Regions from separate parts of the Homo sapiens genome. Here region 1 is linked to region 2. A link is an interaction called in ENCODE POLR2A ChIA-PET data of the cell type or tissue named here. Cell type or tissue: MCF 10A. All regions are shown on one strand.

What was found. ChIA-PET counts read pairs that join two places held together with the same protein. Peaks named below come from ENCODE experiments on the same cell type or tissue, not always from the same donor. Only the 100,000 strongest peaks of a DNase experiment are listed, where the experiment ranks them.
Region 1: POLR2A ChIA-PET joins it to region 2 with 7 read pairs; 3 of 35 experiments call an interaction of 5 or more read pairs at or near these places.

The regions. Positions count from the first base shown.
Region 1 is chr4:15,546,574-15,550,573 of GRCh38, forward strand. All of the region lies in intron 17 of CC2D2A (coiled-coil and C2 domain containing 2A), which reads left to right. Among named protein-coding and RNA genes, the nearest start is that of CC2D2A, 79 kb to the left of the region's middle. In MCF 10A, no CTCF peak of the experiment used is centred here; no DNase peak of the experiment used is centred here.
Region 2 is chr4:15,675,553-15,679,552 of GRCh38, forward strand. It overlaps a transcript of FBXL5 not described here and a transcript of FAM200B not described here. Among named protein-coding and RNA genes, the nearest start is that of FAM200B, 4.3 kb to the right of the region's middle. In MCF 10A, no CTCF peak of the experiment used is centred here; a DNase peak (open chromatin) is centred at 2,299.

The DNA of each region.
Region 1 (4,000 bases), 130 kb before region 2:
TAACAGTCATGTTTGGAGAAGTGTCCTTGTTTACCCTCGCCTACCTCACTTTTGTGGTTGCTGTTGGTTCTTTATGGACCCAAGTCCAAAACAGATGTTTTCACATACATCTTACTTGCCATGCTTTAAACTGGATGACAGCAAGTCAGACTGCTGATCCCAGAAAGCCCTGCTGTGTGCAGTTGGAAAGGTCAGGTGGTTGAGGGCTGGTAGGAAGTCGGGTGGCGGCTGCAGGGAAGATGGGTTGCATGAGGCAAGAAGACAGGTGTGGTCATCTAAAGGTAAGACAATGAGGGTTTGAATGAGACAAGGCCTGTGAAACTGGGAAATCTCTAGGAAATGTTTACTAAGTGTCTACTGCAGGAACACAATATTTACATATGTTATCTCGTGTTATCCCGAAGAAAGCCATGGGTACTATAATGGGAGAATTCCCATTAAAAAAAAAATCTTCCTTGCTTTATTTCTCTGACAAAATGACAGGTATAGAAATGTCTGCAGGAAAAAAACATGCTGGTTACATGCTATCATTTTAGATGGGAAAAACAAAACTTGTGATTCTTTTCTTTTGTACCTTTACAATATTCTGTGATTTTTTAAACTTTTTTATTGATACATAATAATTGTATGTATTTATGGGGTACATGTGGTATTTTGATACATGAATAGAATGTATAATGATCAAATCAGGGTATTTAGAATATCTATTACCTCAAACATTTATCATTTGTGTTGCAGACATTTTAAATCTTCTCTTCTAGCTATTTTGAAATATACAGTAAGTTATTGTTAACTATAGTAACCCTACTGTGCTATCAAACACTAGAACATACTCCTTCTAACTATATTTCTATACCATTAACGAACCTCTCTTCATCCTCCTCCTCTACCTCCTCCCTTCTCAGCCTTTGATAACCATCATTCTACTCTTTTCTTACATAAGATCAGCTTTTTAGGCTCCCACATATGAGTGAGAGGCCAGGGGTGCTGCTAAGCATCCTACAACATACAACTCACCACAACAAAGAATTACTTGGCCTGAGAACCCTCAGCATCGTTGAGAGAAAACAAAAATGAAACTAAATTATACAGAGATCTACTTATAAATACCTACTTAAAGCCCAAAGTACCCATTTCCTAATTTTTAAAAATAGCATTTCTTCCTAGCATTTAAAAGAACTTCTGGGCCAGGTACGGTGGCTCACCCTGTAATCCCAGCACTTTGGGAGGTCATGGCGGGTGGATCACCTGAGGTTGGCAGTTCGAGACCAGTCTGGCCAACATGCAGAAACCCCGTCTCTATTAAAAATAGAAAATTAGCGGGGCGTGGTGGTGCATGCCTGTAATCCCAGCTACTCAGGAGGCTGAGGCAGGAGAATTGCATGAACTCAGGAGGTGGAAGTTGCTGTGAGCCGAGATCACTCCATTGCACTCCAGCCTAGGCAACAAGAGCGAAACTCCGTATCCAAAAAAATAAAAAATAAAAATAAATAAAAGAACTTCTGCTATCTTAAGAGAGTAGGAAATAAAGATTGGGGAAATTCTGGATTTTTTTTTTTTTGGCTTTGTCAGATAGAATCCGTTTTTTTCTCATTAAAAAAATCTGATAAATATCTCCTGAGACAGTAACACCAACTAGCAAACCCTCCATTTCCCTAGAGTCCATGATTGCCTCTGCCTACAGACTTGGCACCAAGAGCCCCCATTCAGTTCCTCTCTAGGCACCAGCTAGGAATGTGGCTCCAGAAACTAGGAATAAGCCGCCTTCCACTGACGTCCTCAGAAACACCCTTTATGTGATCACTTATGTTTTATTGGTCATCACCAGGCATGGTGACCAGCACAGGGAACACCCATGAGGAGTAAAAACCACCTTTCATAGCCTTTCATAGGATTGTGGTGAAGATTAAACAAGGTACCACTCCGAAAGGCCCTTAAGTCCCTGTGCTTCCTACAAAAGGATGTCTCAATAAATTTTTGTCTCAATTAATTCTGGCAAAAAAAAAAAAAATGTGGTTTCTTTCATTTCAAACAAAATGAAAGAAAACACATCATTTTCTTGGGAAAAGACTTCATGCCAATGAGTTTGTAATTTAAGAGGTCAAACCAAGGTCTCCAGTGCAATAAATGATAACTACTACATGTTCTTTAAGCTGTAGAAGATTATAGAATTATAGGCTCTTAAGAGTGTTGGGTCAAGCAACAAATGGCACTCCTTGTCCCATCAGAGTTGTGAACCAATAAAAATATAGAGAACATTTTTTAAAAGAGGAAGGGTCACTTATAAATTAATAGAGGCTTGAGGAACATATCAGTCAATTACAACATATGGAATATATTTTGATCCTGATTCAAACAAAATGTTACAGAATTTTTTGAGGCTCTCAAGGAAATTTGAAACTTACTAATAGTTGAGGTTATTAAGGAATTATTATAAAAATGGTATTGTAATTATGCTTTTTAAAAATATCTATTATAGATACATATTGAAATATTTACAGATAAAATGATGTCTAGATTCAAAATAATGGAGGGGAGGGGAGTGGTTGACAGTATAGATGAAGTAAGATGGTCATAACATAGTGATCATTGAAGCTGGGGGTGACAGGTCTGTGGCATATTATTATTCCTGCATTATATGTGTTTGAAATTTTCCATAAAAGACTTTTTAGTATAGATCAAAATATTGCCTTTTTAACTGATAAAGATGAATTTAGAGAGTGTGTTTTAAGTGTGCCACTTACGGGCTTCCTGCTGAACTCCTGCCTATTAGAATAGCTCACAGCAAAATTAAGTCTGGGGTCCTGAATTCAGTACCTGTGCAATTTCTGCCTTTGTCTTTGACCCAGTGCCCCTCCATGATCAGCCAGCCATCTTGCAAAGGTGAGTGATGGATACTGGGGAGGCAAGGCCAGGATAGTAGCCAGTCACCACTTCATCCTCACTCCTGGACAAGAATTCAGATCAGGCTGTAATCCCAGCACATGGGGAAGCTGAGGAGGGCAGATCACTTGAGGTCAGGAGTTTGAGACCAGCCTGGCCAACGTGGTGAAACGCTGTCTCTACTAAAAATACAAACATTAGCCAGGCGTGGTGGTGGGCGCCTGTAATCCCAGCTACTTGCGGGGCTGGGGCAGGAGAATCGCTTGAACCCAGGAGGCAGAGGTTGCAGTGAGCCAAGATCACGGCACTGCACTCCAGCCTAGGTGACAGGGCGAGACTCCATCTAAAAAAAGAAAAGTTCAGATCATATGCCCTGTAAGGGAGGGTTGGCGGAAAGAATCCATGGTGTCATCTTTGTGCATTCAAGTGGTAAGTGGAAAATATTAACTAGTGGGGGACTATTACATAAGAAGAAAAATATAAAGATTAATCAGTGGAAATAAAAGTAGTAAAATCAGCATTTTTCAAAAAATGTAAACCAGTCACAGAGACCTCATGTACAGAAAGAATAAAACACAGGAAAGAAGCCAGGAGAACTGTGGAATATTATGTCATATTGCCACAAAAGTGAAGTGTGCCAAGAATACAGGGGATCGAATGGAGCCAAGGGTCCAACTGAGGCTGGATTGTGTATTCTTAAACGATGGTTGCCCTGCAATGGGGCCCTTCACCTCATGGTGATGGCATCATAATGAGACACACTGCAGTGATCAGTAGCAGAGCTGCTGATGGTCTAATTGGCTCCATCTAGGAGAAGATCTGAGAAAAATCTGGAGTTTCAGCAGCTAACAAATAAAATGAGGCCTGAAAGAGAAGAACTTGATAGATTTACTAAAAATGTAACACTCTGGAGTGCTTCTGCATATGGAGCTTCTCCGACTGACTTGGAGATTGGTGCAGATAATAAGCCATCTGGGGGCATGTCCTTACTGTCCCACCCATTCCTCCTGATGGCATTACTGTCTGAATACAACCTGAGCCTGGAAAAGGAGGAGGCCCATTCTCCTAGCAAGCCATATATTGGTTTGGAATAAAAACAATTATCCTCGCCTGCTAC
Region 2 (4,000 bases):
TCTCGGTCACAAAACTCCTATTTTTTTTTTTTTTTTTTTTTTTTTTGAGGCAGAGTTTTGCTCTTGCTGCCCAAGTTGCAGTGCAATGGCGCCATCTCAGCTCACTGCAACCTCTGCCTCCCAGGTTCGAGCAATTCTCCTGCCTCAGCCTCCCAAGTAGCTGGTATTACTGGCACCTGACACCACACCCCATTAATTTTTTGTATTTTTAGTAGAAATGGGGTTTCACCATGTTAACCAAGCTGGTCTCGAACTCCTGACCTCAGATGATCCGCCTGCCTCGGCCTCCCAAAGTGCTGGGATTACAGGCATGAGCCACCGCGCCCAGCCAAAACTCCTGTTCTAGTTGAATACGCAGAAATGCTATTCTGACTACCTCAAACAGAATTCTTTCTGATCCACAGATATCAAAGATTTATGAGACAAAATTTTAAAAGGAGTGAGAGGTGAAAAAGAGCTCTACTTTTACTATTAAATTAGCTGTCTGACCTTTGGCAAATACTTAACTTTCTGGATCTTAGCTTCTCCATCTAAAACCAGAAAGGAGGTTAGAGGAGATATGACTACAGAGCAACCCAGCTTATGGAAATTATATATTATTGCTCTATAATCCTTAATCCATATATATTAGGACACTGTTTCAAAAATATTATTGAAGCCTTTCACCTCCTGATATGATGCAATAGGATGTTTATAAACTACCGCATAAAAAGCATAAGAAGTAGTCAAACCTGAACCTAATCAAGCATCTAAATTTTACCATTAGTTTACAGAAAATAAACATGATAGAATAGGTTGAAAGATTGTATGAGGATGGAAACAGCCAAATCCTGAATATGGGAAATTCAATCAGACAAATGACCTAATCTCTACAACAAATAAATGTCAACAACAAAAAAAAGGGAGACTCTGTTATATATTAAGAGAGACAAAGATATATCAATAAAATGAAATATGTGGACATAGTTTAGCTTCTAATTCAAAGAAACAAGTGTAAAAAACATTTTTTGGCAATAATTATAAAAATCTTAACACTCAATATTAGATATTAGATAAAAATGTTACAGGGTCATACATTTCCTTCACAATAATTCTGGCTGAGAGAAGGGTAGAGTGTGTGTATATGTGAATGAGTATTACGGGGGGGAGGGGGAGGACTTGATAATGGTTGAAACTAGGTGTTGGGTTGTTGGGTTCATTATACAATTCTTTACTTTTGTGTATATTTGAACACTTTCAGAATAAATAATTTTAAAGTATGATTTTCAGTTCTGTTAAGTACATGTTACCTAATATATCACTAGTCCATGTTAAAGAAATGAAATTCTCAAAGCTAAGAACAAAATCTTAAGAAAACAAAAAGACAAAAAAAGTAGTCACGAATGGCCCAATACAATTATCTAACAAATGATATGTTCTATATTTATTAAGAAAATAAACCACTGAAAGCATACATGCACTACAACTCCGTTTATATTAAGGTCAAAAAGAGGTTTATTTCGGATATACCGCTAGATAGCGTTAAAACTATAATAAACTCTGAAGACAAGCAAGGTAACAGATAACACAAAATTCAAGATAATGGTTTCCTCTGGGAAGCAGAGGAAATATATTCACAAAGGAACACAAGAGGCTTAAAAGATACCTTTATGTTATGTTTCTTAATTTGGATGCTGGGTATATATGTTCGTCTTATTACTCTTCTGTGGTATAATAAAAAATATATTTATTCTTTGTCCTTGGTTCCTGGAAGAAAGCTCCTAAAACCCTTGGAATTTCCTAATAGGAGGTGTCTTTTATACTTCATAATATATCCCTTTCAATTATGCCTGAGTTTATGTTAATGAGGTGACTCATAGGGGTTGGGAGATAGAGAGGGACCCTAGGTACCTTCAGGATGGAGGCTGGTTACCAGAAAAACCAACTAGGTGTTTACAGGATTAAAACTTTTAGCCCATCTCACTATCTCTGACAAGGGGAGAAGAACTGGAGACTGAGTTCAAATAAGTGACTAGTGATTAATGATTAATGAGTCATGTCTGATCATTGGAAGCTCAAGGGGCTTCCAAACACATTAATGTGCTGGGAGGGTGGCACAGAGAGGGCATGAAAGTTTTGCACCCTCTGTCCTCCATACCTTCCCCTATGTGTCTCTTCCATTTGGCTGTTCCCAAGTTGTATCCTTTACACAAAAATTGTAGTAGTAAATATAGTGCTTTCCTAAGTTCTGTGAGTCATTCTAGCAAATTATCAAACTTGGGGAGTAGGTCATGGGAATGCCCAAATATGGAGTCAGCCTGGAAGAAGTCCAAGTAGGTTGGGAATACCTGAGACTTGTGGCTGGCATCTGAAATGGAGGCAGTCCTGTGGGACTGAGCGCTTAACCTGTGTGGCAACTGTGCTAACTTCAGGCAATTAGTAACGAAATTGAATTGCATTGTAGGACATTCAGCTGGTGTCAGGGAATTGCTATTGGAATGATGTATCATTAAATGGGCGGGTGGGTGTGTTTCATACATACTTTCTTTTCTCATAAATTATATATTTAATAGGAATAATTCAACTACTGTGAATTTAAAAATCAAACAAAAAACTATGAAGTTGCACATACTTTTAACTTATGGGACAAGTCATTATTCATAGGTGTTAAGTCTCAAAACAGGCAGGATTGCCTGGATTTTCTCATTTGCAATTTTATCTTTCAATCTAACAAGAATGGCTTCATTAATTTTTTACACAAAACATTATTAATCTAGGCATTTTCTGGCTTATTTCCCAATAACTTACTCAGAATTTGGCACATCAAAAACTTCATTGCTGTTTACCTCAGTATTGAAACAAAAACAAATGAAAACTTATTCCCAAGTGGCATTGTAACGACCACTTGATTTTCCCCAAGTGAAGGCTTTAATAACTCAAAGGGGTTACAATTCATGCAAACGAAGAAAAGCTACAATGCTACTTTCATGCATAGGTATACTAAATATACATTTACATAGTCTCAAAATAGTCCTTGTCTGAAATATTTGCTAAATAACAAGAATGCAACAACTTTTTGACCAAAATGATCTTCTGCATTCCTTCCTAGGTAGAGCATTAATTTAAGTATATTTACCTAAAATTGGTTTCTTATAATTTTAAATGTAAGCTATTATTACTTAACAAATCAGCTTTTAATTATAAGCTTATTATTTTAGCCTACAGAAAAATATTTATAAGGTCATTTTGTTTGAAATGTCACTGTCTTCATTTTTCTCATTATCTTCCTTCTGTTTGGTGAAATGATGTAATAAACTGCTGCAAATTCTGTTTCTCACTCTACTGTTGGTTCATATTTGCAGATCATCATAGCTTAATTGATATAATGAACAAATGCCTCTTAAAAAACTTTTACTGGTCAGCAGAAATAAAAAACAAACCCTTCACAAACTACATTGATAATAGTCTCTGTCCCTAGCACTATCATAATTCTCAAAAATCTCAACAATTTTTCACCAAACTAAAATCTCTATTTTTTTTTTTTTTTTTTTTGAGACGGAGTCTCACTCTCACCAGGCTGGAGTGCAGCGGCGTGATCTCGGCTCACTGCAACCTCCGCCTCCTGGGTTCAAGCGATTCTCCTGCCTCAGCCTCCTGAGTAGCTGGGATTATAGGCACGTGCCACCACACCCAGCTAATTTTTGTATTTTTAGTAGAGACAGGGTTTCACCATGTTGGTCAGGATCTCCTGATCTCATGATCCACCCGCTTCGGCCTCTCAAAGTGCTGGGATTACAGGTGTGAGCCACCATGTCGGGCTAAAATATCTACTCTTTAACAATTATTAATTATCCATCCAGTAGAAAAAACTGAGGAAAATAAACCTGAGTAATATTTACCCAAGTCTCTTGTTTTTGAATTGCTTCTGTCATGGAGCAAGGAAGCACAGATTTTGATCACAAGAGATTTTGATTTTTCTAAATATCCTTGAATCTATCTAGAGAAATATGCTAAAGGTACA